Linked DNA regions of Homo sapiens: regions 2 and 3 are each linked to region 1. Evidence: read pairs that join two places in POLR2A ChIA-PET (ENCODE). Cell type or tissue: HCT116. All regions are shown on one strand. Each heading gives the region's core, and the rest is flanking DNA. Links, peaks and the distances in the headings are about the cores only.

The links. ChIA-PET counts read pairs that join two places held together with the same protein. Peaks named below come from ENCODE experiments on the same cell type or tissue, not always from the same donor. Only the 100,000 strongest peaks of a DNase experiment are listed, where the experiment ranks them.
Region 2: POLR2A ChIA-PET joins it to region 1 with 6 read pairs; 2 of 35 experiments call an interaction of 5 or more read pairs at or near these places.
Region 3: POLR2A ChIA-PET joins it to region 1 with 6 read pairs; 1 of 35 experiments calls an interaction of 5 or more read pairs at or near these places.

The regions. Positions count from the first base shown.
Region 1 is chr4:11,503,036-11,508,375 of GRCh38, reverse strand. No RefSeq gene overlaps it. Among named protein-coding and RNA genes, the nearest start is that of HS3ST1, 77 kb to the right of the region's middle. RefSeq lists an enhancer at 2,253-3,452. In HCT116, for the core only: no CTCF peak of the experiment used is centred there; DNase peaks (open chromatin) are centred at 2,675 and 3,213; H3K27ac peaks cover 3,864 bases.
Region 2 is chr4:11,647,934-11,653,273 of GRCh38, reverse strand. All of the region lies in intron 2 of LOC107986178 (a long non-coding RNA gene), which reads right to left. Among named protein-coding and RNA genes, the nearest start is that of LINC02360, 120 kb to the left of the region's middle. RefSeq lists an enhancer at 1,892-3,091. In HCT116, for the core only: no CTCF peak of the experiment used is centred there; a DNase peak (open chromatin) is centred at 2,293; H3K4me3 peaks cover 1,193 bases; H3K27ac peaks cover 3,427 bases.
Region 3 is chr4:11,602,092-11,607,431 of GRCh38, reverse strand. The region is part of intron 2 of LOC107986178 (a long non-coding RNA gene); the gene reads right to left. Among named protein-coding and RNA genes, the nearest start is that of LINC02360, 160 kb to the left of the region's middle. In HCT116, for the core only: no CTCF peak of the experiment used is centred there; no DNase peak of the experiment used is centred there; H3K27ac peaks cover 3,384 bases.

The DNA.
Region 1 (5,340 bases), core at 864-4,863:
AGAACCCAGTGCTGCATAACTATAGCAGCTACATTTCTTCCTGGCATGAGCTATGAGTCTGACACTCTACAGGGTTTTCCACATGGGCAGTTTAATTTAATCCTCAAAGCAAAGTACGAGTTATATTTTTATTATTAATATCACCTTGAGCAGGCTATGGCATTTGTCCACCGTCACAAGTCCAAGGACTCTGAACTTGAACTCAGGTCTTCCTGACTACCAAGCCAATGCTTTTGGATCTCCATCTCATGCTTCTCTACTTAGGTTGGCCATCTGCCCAGGTTTGCTTGGGACAGTGCCAGCCCTGGCTGGTCACCATTTGATATAGTTTGAATATATGTCCCTGCCAAATCTCATGTTGAATTGTAATCCCCAGTTTTGGAAGTGGGGCCTGGTGGGAGGCGTTTGGATCATGGGGACAGATCCCCCATGGCTTGGTGGTGTCCTTTTGATAGTGAGTGAGTTCTTGTGAGACCTGGTTGTTTAAGCGTGTGGCACCTCCCCTCCCTCCCCACTCTCTCTCTTTCTCCTGCTTTCAACATGTGATGTGCCTCCTCCCTCTTCAACCTTCAGCCATGAGTAGGAAAAGCTCCCTGAGGACTCCCCAGAAGCCGAGGAGATGCTGGTGCCATGCTTGTACAGCCTGCAGAACCATAAGCCCATCAAACCTCTTTGCTTTATGAATGACCAAGCCTCAAGTATTCCTTTATAGCATTGTGAGAATGGCCTAATACAGTTTTCCTAGTGATCTTTTCACTTTGCGACTTGTGAACTCTCCACTAGAGGCGGCCCTCTCCACTAGAGGCGGCCATCAAATAGGTTCTGTTCCCCTTCCATCTTTACTTTATTCTAGAAAGAGTACAGAATCAGGTGACCACAAGGAAGCTGAAGGGGGGCATGATCACTGCACTTTATTAAATGGATCTGGGTGATATGGTTTCTTATGGAGAGTCAGGTGGCCTTGAAATGAACACATCCAAATTTATTTGCCAAACTGAGAATGAAAGAGCTAAAGGGGTAATAACGATGATGATGTTAATAATATTAATAATATGATAATGATTATAATAAAAACAACAGCAGTAAACACAACAATCATTGGAATTAGTATAGTTTTTTAGCCTCAATTATGTAAACAATTAAGTGTTCATTCATCAGCAAATCCTTAATGCACAGTTACTGTTCACCAGAGAAACTGAGCAGCTTTGTGTACCATTCTTTTCTGTGAATATCCTAATCTCTGAACCACTTTCTTCCCTCTTACCTGTAAAATGGGAATAATAACCTCCACCTCATTGAGAGTGATGGGGCTACTATTCAAAGAAAAAAAAATTATTGAAGGAACCATCCCCTAGCTAAGTAAATGTTTGCCTCTGACTCCTTTAATTCAAGTACCATGGCATAGTTATTCATAAAAGTCAGTATGTTTATGCATTCTTTCACTCAACAAATATTTATAATATGCATAATATATGTCAAGTACAGAATACAGGCAAAATACATAGTTAATGTAATACAACAAAAAAAGGCAGTGAAAACAAATTTACAAAGGTGAGAGGATGAATAGCTATGGAGGGGATTGTGTGACTTTAAGCAGGATGATCAGGGAAGTCTTTCTTCTGGGGTTGACATTGGAGCAAATAGGTGAAGCTGGTGAAAGCACGGACTATGCAGGTGCACAGACAGAGTTTCACATGGGGAGAGGAGTGTGTGTGCATGGGCTGCGGTGGGAGTGGGGACCAAGAAACAGCAGGAGGACCGGTGTTGCTAGAGCTGGTGAAGCAGAAGGAAGGGAGCAAGAGAAGTCAGAGGCAGAGTCATCAGTGATGTGGACCATGGCAAGAGGCTGGTGATTTACTGGGATCCTATTTCCAGTGTGATGGAAACTGTTGACATGTTCCATTGAAGGTCGGTTAATAAAGATCGATCATTAAGTCAGAGCTAGTGTTTCAGTGAATACCGCATGCTAAGACAGCATGAATATACACCTTGTGCCAAAAGTTACTTGCTGAAGCAAACCAGACTAGCCATGACCAGGTTGAGAGACCATGACAGCACAGTGGAAGACTCCACATCCAAGGGAGTACCTTCGAAATGGTACTCCCTTGTGTACCATTGTGAGGGAGTACCTCACAATGTGGCAGATAGGAGGCCCTAGCTTGCAGACCTATCCAAGATCCATGATGGGACATGAGGAATTATGTGATCAGTGCCAATGAATCCTGTGGAGATTTCTTTCCAGCCAATTGCCTTGAATGACAGGATCTCAAACTCAATTGAATGCTCTGGGCCAGGCTAGGGTTTCATAGACACAATTTCATTCAAATCTCACAATAGCCCCATGGGGTGGAATTTCCATTTCACACTTTGCCTGTGAGGAGTCTGAGATGGGAGATGGTAAGTGATTTGCCAAGTTCACAGCTAGAAAGCATTGCTTCCCAGACATGGAAGCCCACCTTCTCCCTACACAGCCCCTGCGTATTTGTGAGCCTGTAGACACTTCCTCTTTGTCCCTTTCATCTTGCAGCAATAAAACCTGCCAAAGGATGACTTAATGCCAATAATAACCACCTCCCCACTGCAGGGGCCTCTGCAGTTTACCTAGCTCCTTCATACTCATTTTCTTATGCCCTCTGTGAGCCAGTTCACACCCTCCCTGCCTTTTATTTTCACAGGCATGGCAGGTACAGGATGTGATAAATACTCTGAACAAGGAAACATTTAGCCTAAGCCAACTATTATCGGCAGCATCTATGACGAATGACTTAATATAACCCTGAAAAGCACAATGTGATGACTAATTTGTGGTTAAAGGTAGTTGGAAATTTACTTTGTAAAAAATTACATGGAAGTAACCTGATTAACTTTGAAAGAGAGAGCAAAAAAAAAAAAGGGGGGGGGCAACAAAATACACAAATAATGATTTACTCCTCCTTGCAGAGGTAGCAATAAAGATAAGAATTACAACCCCAAGACCAAGAGACGGAATGAACATGTTTCATTTTGCATACTGGATGAAGAACATGGATCAGAGCAGGAAATGTTTAAGTAAGAAAGCTCTGGGGCTCCATGGACTCAAGCAGACCGTTTGTTTTAGATGGGAAAGGAATCTTTGGCTATCTAGTCTCTTCAGTTACCTGATGAAGAAACTGAGGCATACACACAGGATCTTATTTGGAGTCCATTGAGTCAAGGCCTTCTCCTTGGCAGGGAGGAAAACGCAGCATGTTTCTAGAGAAGGATGCAAACTCTGAGGTCCTGATGGCCTGAGCTTGCTGGCTTCGTCTGGGCGACTTGGGACAAATCACCTAACCTCTTTGAGACTGAAATGTTTTATATGAAGACCATGAATGACAATACAAACTTCCTAGTGTTGTAAGAGTTAAGCAGCTTATTGCACCTAAAATACCCAGCAAAATACCTGGCATACAGTAGGTTCACCAAAGAATGTTCATTCCTTTCTTCCTCTGCCTAGTTACTGTCTTTCCCCATGGAAGTCATGAAAGCTGTATCAAGCCTTTCTTAGTTCTCTAACTCCACACCCCTCACAAAAAAAAAAAAAGAAAAAAAATTGACATTAACCTCATTTTTCATTTCCTAGACTGCTGTAGCAAACTATCACAAACTTGGGGGCTTAAAACAGTGGAAATGTTTTGTCTCACAGTTCTGGACGCCAGAAGTTTGAAATCAAGGTGTCATTAGGGTTGGTTTCTTCTGGAAGCTCCAAGGGAGAATCTGTTCGATGCCTCACTCCTAGCTTCTGGTGGCTGTGGGCAATCTTGGCATTCTCTGGCTTGTCAATGCATCACTACAACCTCCACCTCCCTCACGTGAACTTCTCCTCTGTGTCTGTATGTCTATGTCTCAAATCCCCTCTCCTTTCTTTTGTAAGGATACCAGCTACTGGATTTACAGCGTATCCTAAATCCAGGAAATCTAAATCCTGAGCTTTCTAAATTAATCCCATCTACAAAAACACTATTTCCTTTCTTTTTTTCTCCCTCTTCTTCTTATTTTTCTTTTTCAGATGGAGTCTCACACTCTGATGCCCAGGCTAGACTGCAGTGGCACAATCTTGGCTCACTCCAACCTCCACCTCCCAGGTTCAAGCAATTCTTCTGCCTCAGCCTCCCAAGTAGCTGGGACTACAAGTGGGCACCACCATGCCTGGCTCATTTCTGTATTTTTAGTAGAGACAGGGTTTCACCATATTGGCCAGGCTGGTCTCGAACTCCTGACCTTGTCATCTGCCCACCTCTGCCTCCCAAGGTACTAGGATTACAGGCGTGAGCCACCACATCCGGCCCCAAAACACTATTTCTTTTTTTTTTAATTTTATTTTTTTATTATTTTATTTATTTTATTTTATTTATTATACTTTAAGTTCTAGGGTACATGTGCACAACGTGCAGGTTTGTTACATATGTATACATGTGCCATGTTGGTGTGCTACACCCATTAACTCGTCATTTACATTAGGTATATCTTCTACTGCAATCCCTCCCCCCTCCCCCACCCCACAACAGGCCCCGGTGTGTGATGTTCCCCTTGCTGTGTCCAAGTGTTCTCATTGTTCAATTCCCACCTATGAGTGAGAACATGCCAAAACACTATTTCTAAGTAAGTTCACATTTACAGGTACCAGGGGTTAGGACTTAGACAGATCTTTTGGGGGAAGGGACACAATACAACCTACTAAAGAGAGCAAACAACTTGTGTCTCTTGGGGACCCTCTGATTTCTCATACCTAGTACAGTGCTTGTAACCTAACAAGTTTTCATTAAATGCATGTGGAAAACATGAACACTGTCACTTTAAGACTTCCCGTCTGTGATCCTACATTCCTGCCAGATGGCCCCTCTAACCCTGAGAGCCTCAGCTTTCCCAACCGCCTGAGCATCCCACTGTCTGTACCATCACTGAAGCTCCACAGGAAGCCAGGCCCCTGGAAGGCACAGCTCAGCAGGACTGTGTGACTGTCCCCTGACAAGCTGCATGGCAAGGTGCCTACATGCTGTTCAGAAAAGCAGAGCAGGCCTTGTTTCTGCTGAGCTCCATGGAGACAAATGTCAGTGACATTGCTGCCTGCTTTGGTGACCTTCCTTACCACAGGGACATTGGACATAGTACATTTGTGTTTACAAACGCCTCTGCCTCTCTACACCCTAACTTTGCTTATGAGTGTTCCTACTATCCTGAATTTTTTTTCCTCCCCTTCCTATGGCATTTTTATCCCAACTATCAAATTTATCCCACTTTAAATATCTTCCTTAGCAATAACTTCCCAAATAGCCCAATCTACTTTCTACCTGAATATATACTTTCATAAAGTTCATATTT
Region 2 (5,340 bases), core at 623-4,622, 150 kb before region 1:
TGCAAGGATCATCATTATTAAAACTATACTTCTTCTTATAATAACTTCCTCTGTAACATTGAGCAGTCCCCTGTCATAACTGCCTGTTTCTGGTTGTGATAGTATTTGTCTACTCTGCTGTATTGCTGGGCTACACTTCCTAAGAGTTGAGGAAAGATAAAAGCTGAAGTTCATATGGCTCACTTTTTTTATTTGCCCAGGTGCTATTTCTCTTTGGAAGACATATCTGCTCTGTGGTCTCAGCACCACCTAATTCAGTCTAGTTCATCCTTACTCCAGTTACTTTTTGTGTATCTGATCATTTTCCAAAATATAGCAATGATAATGTGTGCTCCATGTAGGGAATTTACTAGAACATTCCTACAAAGGGCAGAGTAGGAAGGAAAAAGAACTAAGCATTTGCCATGTATAGTGTCAGTTGCTTTACATTTCATTCTACAATATGCAGGTAAATAATACATTTCTATATTCTTATATATAATCAAACATGTGCAATATATTTCACCTATAATCAAATTGGTTATAGATTTTTCATCGCTTCAAACACAATATGCTTTCTTGCCTTTTTAAAGTGGTTTTTAGTTTCTCCTCAATTGACAAGTGTCCACATGACCTCTCACCTCTTCCCTTTGCAACTACTTCACCCTCCTCTAGGACAACCAGTGTCTTATACATGTTCCACCAATACCTGCTCCAGACCAGTGACAGTGTAATTCTATATGGAGAATTACACGTACCTATGCCAGGCCAGTGACAAACAATACTTATTGATTGTTTGTTTATGTGTTGTAATACATATGTAACTATATACATTTATATATTGTATAAGTACACCATATACATGTATATACAGTATATATGTGTATATATAGTATAATACTATTTATATATTGTATACAAATATACAATATATAAAGTACTTTATATAGTACTTATTACTTATACAATATATAAATAGTATTGTACTATATAGAACAATTTATTTATATAAAAATAAATTTATATATAATTTTTTATAATTGTGTGAGTATATACAATATATTCATAGTATTATACTTATTGTATAAATACAATAGTATTTAGTATTGTACCATAGTATTATACTATTGTATAAGTACAATATACAATATATACATAGTATTTTACTTATTGTATAAGTACAATAGTATTATACAATGTTATACTATTGTATAAGTACAATATACAATATATACATAATATTGTACTTATTGTATAAGTACAATATACAATATATACATAATATTGTACTTATTGTATAAGTACAATATACAATATATACATAATATTGTACTTATTGTATAAGTACAATATACAATATATACATAATATTGTACTTATTGTATAAGTACAATAGTATACAATAATACCATTGTATTGTACTTATATATTATACTATATATAAATTTATATATTGTATAATATAATGTATATATTGTATTTGTATCATATGTATTTATAGATTTTATTTGTATCATAAAACATTAATATAGAATGTGTACATATGTCTATATTTCAATATGTATGAATATATATCTATATTTCATATGTATGAAGATACATGTATAACTATGATATATAGATAAATACATCTATTTACCTTTCATTCATATATAAATATAATTGTATTTCATCAGTGAATCCAGAGGTTAGTTTTATTTCAGTGAAACGTTTCAAAAAAAGAAAAAAGAGAGACTCGCCAAATCTTAAAGACATCTGACTAGAATAGACCAATGCCTCTAGGTTCATTGAGAAAATTGAAGCTACTTCCATCAGAGGGGTGAGGAAGCCAGTGGATCTTAAGGAGGCAATGTTGTGACGTGAGCTCTTACTGTAGTTACTGAGAAAAGGTAATCATTGCCACCGTCATCCACACACCACATAATCTTATCATCTGACTAAGGAAAAGAAAGTAAATATCACCTCCAAACAGGCATATTTTAGCCTCCGTGGAGGTGCTAAAGAATCAAGTGAACAGTCACGAATTCGAGAGAAGTGCTCTGATTCACACATTGACATCTGGCTTGGCTCCATGCAGTCTTCACAAAATGTGCAGCAAACTCCCCAGAAGCTTTCTGAGTGTTGGCAGTGGCACCGGGAAGGAAGCACGAAGCAAAATATTAACATTTCGCACAGCAAGCAGGTCACACCATGTGAGTTTCAGGAACAAAGTGCCTCTATTTCCCCAGAGCTTACTCAGATGACATGGCCTCCTGCTCAGCTCATTACCAATGCTCTGATGACCTCTCTCGGAAGAATGTATTGACGGTGTTGGCACTGAAAAGATGCTCAAAAGATCAAAACAATAAAATCATGTGAAAGCAGCCTCGGCAGACATGAAACACTTCTGTTCAGTGATGCCTGAACCGGGGGCGGCTCAAAGAGGTGTTTCCCACGGAGAGTTCTAAGTGAATGTCGCCTTTTGCTGTGAGTGCCACGGCATCGGAGACAGATAAGAAGTTGGCGAAACATATGCCAGATCTCAGGGATGGTTATATCTTCCAAAGGAAGATTGGAGCTGCGGAAAAACTCAGAGGCTTCCTCTCCGGGATCTTAGCACAGTCTCAGTGAGCGTCACATTTTTCTGCTATCCAAGTCATAGGTACCTTTTCTAATGAGAAAATTTACAAACGATATAAAATTACTTGGCCTCCTTTGAAATCACTGACCCCCATGACAAATTTGTTTTCTTTCCCTACGGTGGTTAACCAATCAGAAATTAAGCACCAGAAGGGGCACTTGTTGGACAAATGCAGACCCCTAGACTTTTTTTTTTTAATACCTGACGTATGTCTCTTGGTTTGCATGCAGTATCTCTCAATGCTATTCTAGACCCAGGCAAGTTAAATGTAATTGTTATATGTAACAAACCTGCACATTGTGCACATGTACCCTAAAACTTAAAGTATAATAATAATAAAATTAAAAATATATATATTCTGTTGTCCCCCTTTTATAGGCTATAAGGCTGAAGCTTAACAAGGTAAATCATCTTGTTTCAGTCACAACATATTAAGGGACTTCATGGCAGCTGTAGCATTAAAAACCGGAGCTGTCAAATGCTAAAGCTTGGACTTTTTTCTATGTTGCATGCATTTGGTTGCAAAAAAAGTATTAATCATGATTTTTTATGTTCTAAAAACATGAGTTACATAGGAGACATGTTTTACAGCAGTTTTCTCAAACTTTAACATGAGGAATCTTATTAAATGCAGACTCTGATTCACGAAGTCTGGGGTGGGGCCTGGAATTCTGCATTTCTAGCAAGTGCCCTAGTAACACTAGATATTGCTGATGTGGCGACCAGATTGGAGCAAGAAAGTTTGGAGCATGTAATCTCAACAAATAAGACTCTAAGCCCTTGTAGATACAGTGCTTGAGAGTATTTGCACTAAATAACAAAAGTGGCGAGTTCTGCTGAGTATCAGTATGCTTTTTTTTTTTTTTTTTTTTTTGGTCATCACTAATGACCGTGTCTAAATTCATTTTCACAGAAGGCACATTAATTCCACTTTATTCAACCCATCAACAGAAATTCAGTGGCTATCTATGAAAATGTTCATACCTAACATTTGTCAGGTGCTTTACACTTTAAGTGTCTTTTTATGGGTGATCTTACTCAATTTTCACCAAAAGGAAAGGAAACTAAGTAAGCATTGTCAGTGATTTGATTTTAATGTGATAATTTTAAGATTTGGAGAAATTAAGTAACATATAGCTGACATGTGACACAGATTGTATTAGAATATACATTTTTCTTACTCCCAATATTATACCAAAGCATGATTTATGAGACATTGAGGGAAGGTGTATTCATTTGCTGGGGCTGTCACAAAGTACCGCACACCTGGTGGCTTTGATAAAATGTATTGTCTCACAATTCTGAAGGCTAGACATCCAAGATGGAGATGTTGGTAGGGTTGGCTTCTTCTGAGGCTGTGAAGGAGAAATTGTTCCATCCCTCTCTCTTAGCGGCTGCTTGCTGGTGGTTTCCTGGCAATCTTTGTTTTTTGGCTTGCAGACGCATCGCCCCAATCTCTGCCTTCATGTTCACATGGCACCCGTGGGTGTCAGATATGGTTTGGCTGTGTCCTCACCCAAATCTCATCTCGAATTCTAGCTTCCATAATTCCCACATGTTGTGGGAAGGACCCAGTGGGAGATAATTGAATCATGGGGGTGGTTCCCCCACACTCTTCCCATGGTAGTAAGTCTCACAAGATCTTACAATTTTATAAGTGGTTTCCCCTTTCGCTTGGCTCTCAAGTAAGATGTCCCTTTGCTCTTCTTTCCTCTTCTGCCATGATTATGAGGCCTCCCCAGCCATGTGGAACTGTGAGTCAATTAAACTGCTTTCCTTTATAAATTATCCCGCCTCAGGCATGTCTTTATTAGCAGCATGAGAACAGACTAATACAGTGTCTGTGTCCACGTTTTCCTTTTTTATATAAGAACTCCAGTCATGTTGGATTGGGCTCGCCCTACTGCAGCACAACCTCATCTTAACTCATTACATCTGCAACAAACTTATTTCCAAACAAAATAAGATCATATAAGGTGCTGAGGGCTAGGACTCCAAATAAGAATTTTGGGGGTAATACAATTCATACCATAATTTATAACACAATTCATAACATAATAGGTGTTGCCTGGCCCCTGTCTAGGAATTGCTTATGATCTACTTGAGCCAACAATGGGGCATCAAGGCAAATCATGACCCATAAAGGGCAGTAAGGACACTTTCCCAGTGAGTCTTGAAGAGTCCTGAGAAGGAGAGAGCTAGTATTCCCCTGAGAAGTGCAGGGCAGCTTTGATGAACAAGTTGGCAAGCCAAGTTACCCTTGGAGTAGGAGTAAAATTTAGAAGGAGTACTGAAGAGCATCCAAGCTGACAAGAAAAGCGTTTTGCCAAAGAGAAGAAGAAAAGCGACCCTCAACCCTGTTATAGACATTTTTTTTCAAACCCCAAAACAGGAAATTAAGATTAGAATCAAATAACACTGATTTTATATTTATTTCTGGAGACAAAAATAAAACAACTTTGAAATCTAGCCTCGGTTTGTAAAATTAAAATACTAACTCCAATACCGTAGGGTTGTCTTTCACCCTTTTTTTACAAAACAACACAGAAGCAATAGATGTCCAAGCGTGTATCTAACTTCTAAATATATGTCTGGGGTATGCTGATAAAAATTAAAAAAAAAAAAAAACTAGATGTGAAGCAAGAATGAAGAGTTACTATTATTGCATTCTAGAATCTAGGCGACTTGATTTTTATACTTGGAAGTTATAGCTAGTTTTTTGTTAGATTAAAATAAACCCA
Region 3 (5,340 bases), core at 623-4,622, 99 kb before region 1:
TGGAATCTTTTAGCTGAATAATTACACAAATATATAATTACATATTGGGATAAGAACCATAATGGGAGGACACAAGAAAATACTACTGTAATGTATAACCAGAAAATGTGGAGTCAGGAGGAGAGTTTAGGGAAGTGTTGTTTGCTTGAGCTGAATTTGGAAGATTGGAAGAATGACAAGGCGTTCATTCCATTCAGCCATTCTTGCCTGTTCCCTGTTCCTTACACACAAGAGAAATGCTCCTGCCTCCGGAAATTTTGGACTCATTTTTCTCTCTGCTTGGAAAGCTCTTACAGAAAAATCTGCAAGCCTAACTCCCTCACCTCCTTCAAGTGTTCCTCAAAAGGTATCTTATCAATTAAGCCCATCAGGATATCTGTTTTTAAAAAGGCATTCTATAGCGCTCTAACCCTTGATACTCCAAATTCCCCCTATACTGCTCTATTTTTTTTCCATGACACCTTCAAAGTTACTATAATTTTACTTTGTTGGAAGTCAATTCTGTAAATTAACATGCTAGCCATAATTTCTGTGAAGAAAAATGTTTTCTCAGCTTTGTTCACTGATGCATTTGAAGTATTTAAAACAGTGCTTGGGCATTGTTGGATGTTTTTAAAAAGTTAGTTAGTTAATTGTTTAATAAATAAATTGTACTGAGTCATGGTGAATATAAAACATAACAAATTGTTTAAGAGGCAGCTAACATAGTGTCTAGAAGATAAGCTATATATTTAAATGAACATATTAGGCAGAAAAGAGTTAAAATCAATTCTCTTACTTTCCATATGCCAAAGTTAAAAGAGAAGAGTAAAGTAAACCTAAACTATGTAGAACAAAGGAAAGGACTAAGATATAAGAAGAAATAAATGAAACTGAAAGCAGAAAAGAATTGAGAAAATCAGCAGAAACAAAAGTTGCTTATTTTAAAAGATCAATAATATTGATGAACCCATAGCAATACTTAACAAGAAAAAAAACAAGTAACAAAATCCACAACTACCAATTATCAGAAATGAAATAATGAAAATCAATATTTTATAGATATTCTGAGTTCAGTGAGCCTCTCTAGCAAATTAATCAAACCCAAGGAAAGGGTGTGGGAACCCTTGTTTATAGCCAGTTGGTCAGAAGCACAAGTCACAACCTGTGCTTGCAATTGGCATCTGAAGTGGTGAGCAGTCTTGTGGGACTGAACCTTCAACCTGTGGGATCTGACACTATCTCCAGGTTGATAGCATCAGGGTTGAGTTAAATTAAAAGACACCCAGCTGATGTCTGCTGCAGAACTGGTCGCTGGTGGAGAGACATCCCTATATGCATTTTGGAGAGCAGAAGTGAAGTGTTCTGTGTTGTATTGGCATGGGAGTAGGAAATAACACTTTGTTTTTCCCTATTTCTCTCGGAGCAGCCATAGAAAATAAATACAGCCATATCTATATTATAGAAGGAGTCATTCCTGGGGATTCAATCTGGAATCCAATAATTCTATGACCACGTAGTACTGCTCATTAAGCCCCTTTTGCACAGATTTTTTTCTATTTCCTGCAATGAAGACAGATTGATTCAGAAATGCACTGATCAGGAAGTCAGAGAAGCTGGCTTTCTAGGCTCAGCTGTTTTGCTCCTTGGCTTTGTGCTTTGAGTAAGCCATGTGACTTCTATGAGTCAACATTTTCAGTCTATAAAGCAAGCATTTTGTATTAGATCAATGATTTTTTAAATGGCAATACCAAAGATTGATTTAAGTGGATGTGAGTTATTTTTATTTTTATATTCACATATAAATTTTTATTTTCCATGTGTGATGAGTGATACTGGTTTTCCAGGTCTGTCAGTGTCTTAAAATTTCCTTAAAAATAGATAGTCTAGAATTGTTTTAAAAGAATAATTTAAACAAAATATTGTATAGATACAGGGAGTCTTTTGGTATGGTTAAAATAGTGAAGGTGATGTGAGAAAAACTGAATTTAGAAAACAGTGAGAGAGAAAATGCCTGGCTTCTTCTCTGCACTTATCCAATCAGTAACCAATTTACTTATTCATTTATTCATCCATTAAATATATAAATATTCATGAGCATCTTTCAAGCACAAGGCCCCAAATGAGAGCACACTAGGAACACAATAATGAATGTGATACCGTCCCTGACCTGAAATACCTGAGTGGGGTAGGGGAGACAAACTCGTTCCAAATGGTAATGTGGTAAGCTTGGAACATCAACAAGGACATAAATATGGTCCTACCGGTTTCTACTTTTGGAACCTCCAGGCTTTCCTGAAATTTATCCTCTTCAAAAGCTACCAGAATGATCAATTTAAAACAAACTCTAAGCGTGACACCCCTTTTCTTTAAACCAGCACTTGACAAACTGCGATCCCAGAACAAACACATTTTACTGTCTCTTTCTGTAAATAAAGTTTTATTGAAAGTTGTACTGGAACACAGCCATGCCCATTCATTTCATATTGTTTATGGCTACTTTCACACTGCAAAGGCAGAGTAAAGTAGTTGTGACAGAAGCTTCAAGAATTCCTAAAATATTTACTATCTGGTCCTTTATATATATATGTAATCTCTATTTTTAAATCCTTCTTCTCCTTTCAAAATACCTCTCTTACAGACCTACGCAATGAGACTTGGCTTTGATTAGAATATTTCCCATCTTTCCTTCGGTCTCCCAACATTTCCATATCTCATTCATCTGATCAAAAGGCTACTGGGTGTGCCTTTCAGGGCTATGACCCTTATTTTGAAAGAAAACAGTACCCTCTCTCCAAGGTCTGAGGAGGCTAGTGTCAAGTAGCGCTGCCAAGTGTTTCCATATTTGACACATATTCTTCATAATTTTAATTTTGGTGCGGTGGTTATTTCCTTTTATTGAAGTTTTCTTTTCCTTTTTTTTTTTTTTTGTTGCTGTTGATAGTAAAATTTGAAGAGGTCAAAAAGTAAATATTCCTTCAGACTGCCATCTGAAACCAGATACAGCTTGATCAGGTTTTTCAAGTCTGTATCTGAAAAAAGGAACATGTTTCTTGAGCTTAAAACATGTGAAGTCTGGCATTTGAGTACTCAATACAGTTAGGTTGAATGAATGAATGCACAAATCCCCATCATTTCACAAATGCAGAAGCTGAGTGAAACGTGTAGATTTGGAGTCTGTTCCAGAAAATACCAATCACCCATTTGACCTGTTATATTTCAGGAGGCTCTTGAAATAAAACTGGCTCCTGCATACTTTCCTACGAAAACGCCCTCACCAGCAGCCACCAGCCATGGCACATTTGCTTCCTTCCTGTGTGTCTCTACATTGAACACCCACCAGTCAAGACAAACCCGAGAGGGAAATTATAACTCCAAGGGAAAGAGGAGGGCTCTAGAGACACCAAGAGTAGGGCTGCAATTTCAAACTGGGTCATGAGGCTTCAGGGACCTGTAGGTGGTGAAGCTCAGCTCTGCTGACAGACATTCCAGCCCTGCAGGGGTGTGGGCAAACTGGGTTCTGTTTCTGCTTTAAAACCTTGTTATATTCGAACTATCTCTCAAAAGCAATAGTACGCTGAGCTTAAGTATGATTTGAAACCTTTAAAATAAGCAAGCATGTTAAAGTTATAGGATGGTACTTGGCACCTAATGAGTCATCTTTTGCATGTTATGCAAAATTTCAAGACAACACCAGATGTTGGGGGAGGATCATTCTCCAGAGAGGGGAAAATTACTGTTTTCTGATTTAAAAAAATGATAAAAACTATCGCTTACAGACAAAAAATATTAAATTTGGGGGTAATTATTGCTTTCTCTCTCTCTTTCTCTCTCTGTGTGTGTGTATGTGTGTGTGTGTGTGTATATATGTTTTTCTTTCTGCGTGTGCATGCGTGTCTCATATATATCTTGTTAATTACTGTAGAATCAGCACTTAATCTATTTTGTGACATATATGAGATATTAAAATATTTGGAGAAATAATAAATGAATGAATGTGCCACTACAGACACAGAAACAGTACTAACCCAGGGAGAGGAACTGGGAGAAACAAATGGAGAGCTTCATTCAGTCACCTGGTAATAGGATGTTTATACTAGAATATTCTAGAAACATGTCCATAAGGACTATTAGGACCCACTATTTCTGAAGCCTATAAACCCAAAACGAGTGTCATGTGGGAAGACTTTGACTAGTGTCATATAAATGCCTGACAGAAATTTCGAATAGACGTCACAAACTGTCGATTCAGCCATTGTCATGATTTTTAAATAAATATTCGTAACCTCCTACGGTTAGAGATAGAAGAGGATATACATCCTCTCCCTAACAATTTGGCAATGAGTCAGCGTGTTACAATAGAAGCAAGCTTTAGTCCAAATTCCTCTAAATGTTTCAAAATTTATTAGCATGGCAAAAAAGTTGCAACTATTCTTATGAAGTAGTCCTCACTTGCTACATTCAGGTACTCAGATAAGCACTAAAAAGAAAACAATTACTTTGAGGTTTTAAAGTTGGTGCATTAATATGACAGAGGATGAAGCCACCTTTCTGGCAAGCAACAGAGTCCTTCAATATATGGGACAATTGAAGTTAGCTCTAAACATAAACTTTCTGAAGATGATTCACCATGAAGCTGCTGGATTTTTATCCCACATTCATGCAAGGGCATTGTAAACATCTCACTAGGTATTTACATCATCAATACCTTACTAAGGGTCTTACCTTACTAAAGGCATCATAAATACCTTATTAGTCATCCTCCTATTTTGAACATTACTAATTTCACCAATGAACAATTATTTCTAATATGTCATATTTGCCAATTAATCCAAATTAATGGTTTCTTTTGGATAGCCTTTGATAATGATATCTGAAGCACTTATAGACAACCACTATGGGCTGTTGGTTTCTGATTCAGCACTTCCTATGCAATTTAACTGCCACCAAATTGTAGATTAAAGTTAATTTGTAAACATATGTGTTCGTGTATATATATATGTATACAAACACACACGTATATATGTATATACCTAACATTATTTATACCACAGCATTTTAAATTACCATACAAATGATGTACAAAAATTCAGGGTAACTAGATAAAGTTGAAAGTGGAGCAAAACCCTAAAATTAGATTTAATGGTGATGTCATAATTTGATTAATTCATTTGTTCAGTAAACATGAATTATGTGCCAGTACAACTCAGTTCATTGTAGATACCCTTTGGCTCACTGAATGCAATGCATTAAGTGTAGTGTCCTTTAAATTCATGCTTCAGTGTTTTGGTAAACACATTTCTATAGAAATATTAAAAAGAAAAATAATCATATTGATTTTTAACTAAAATAACTGCATCT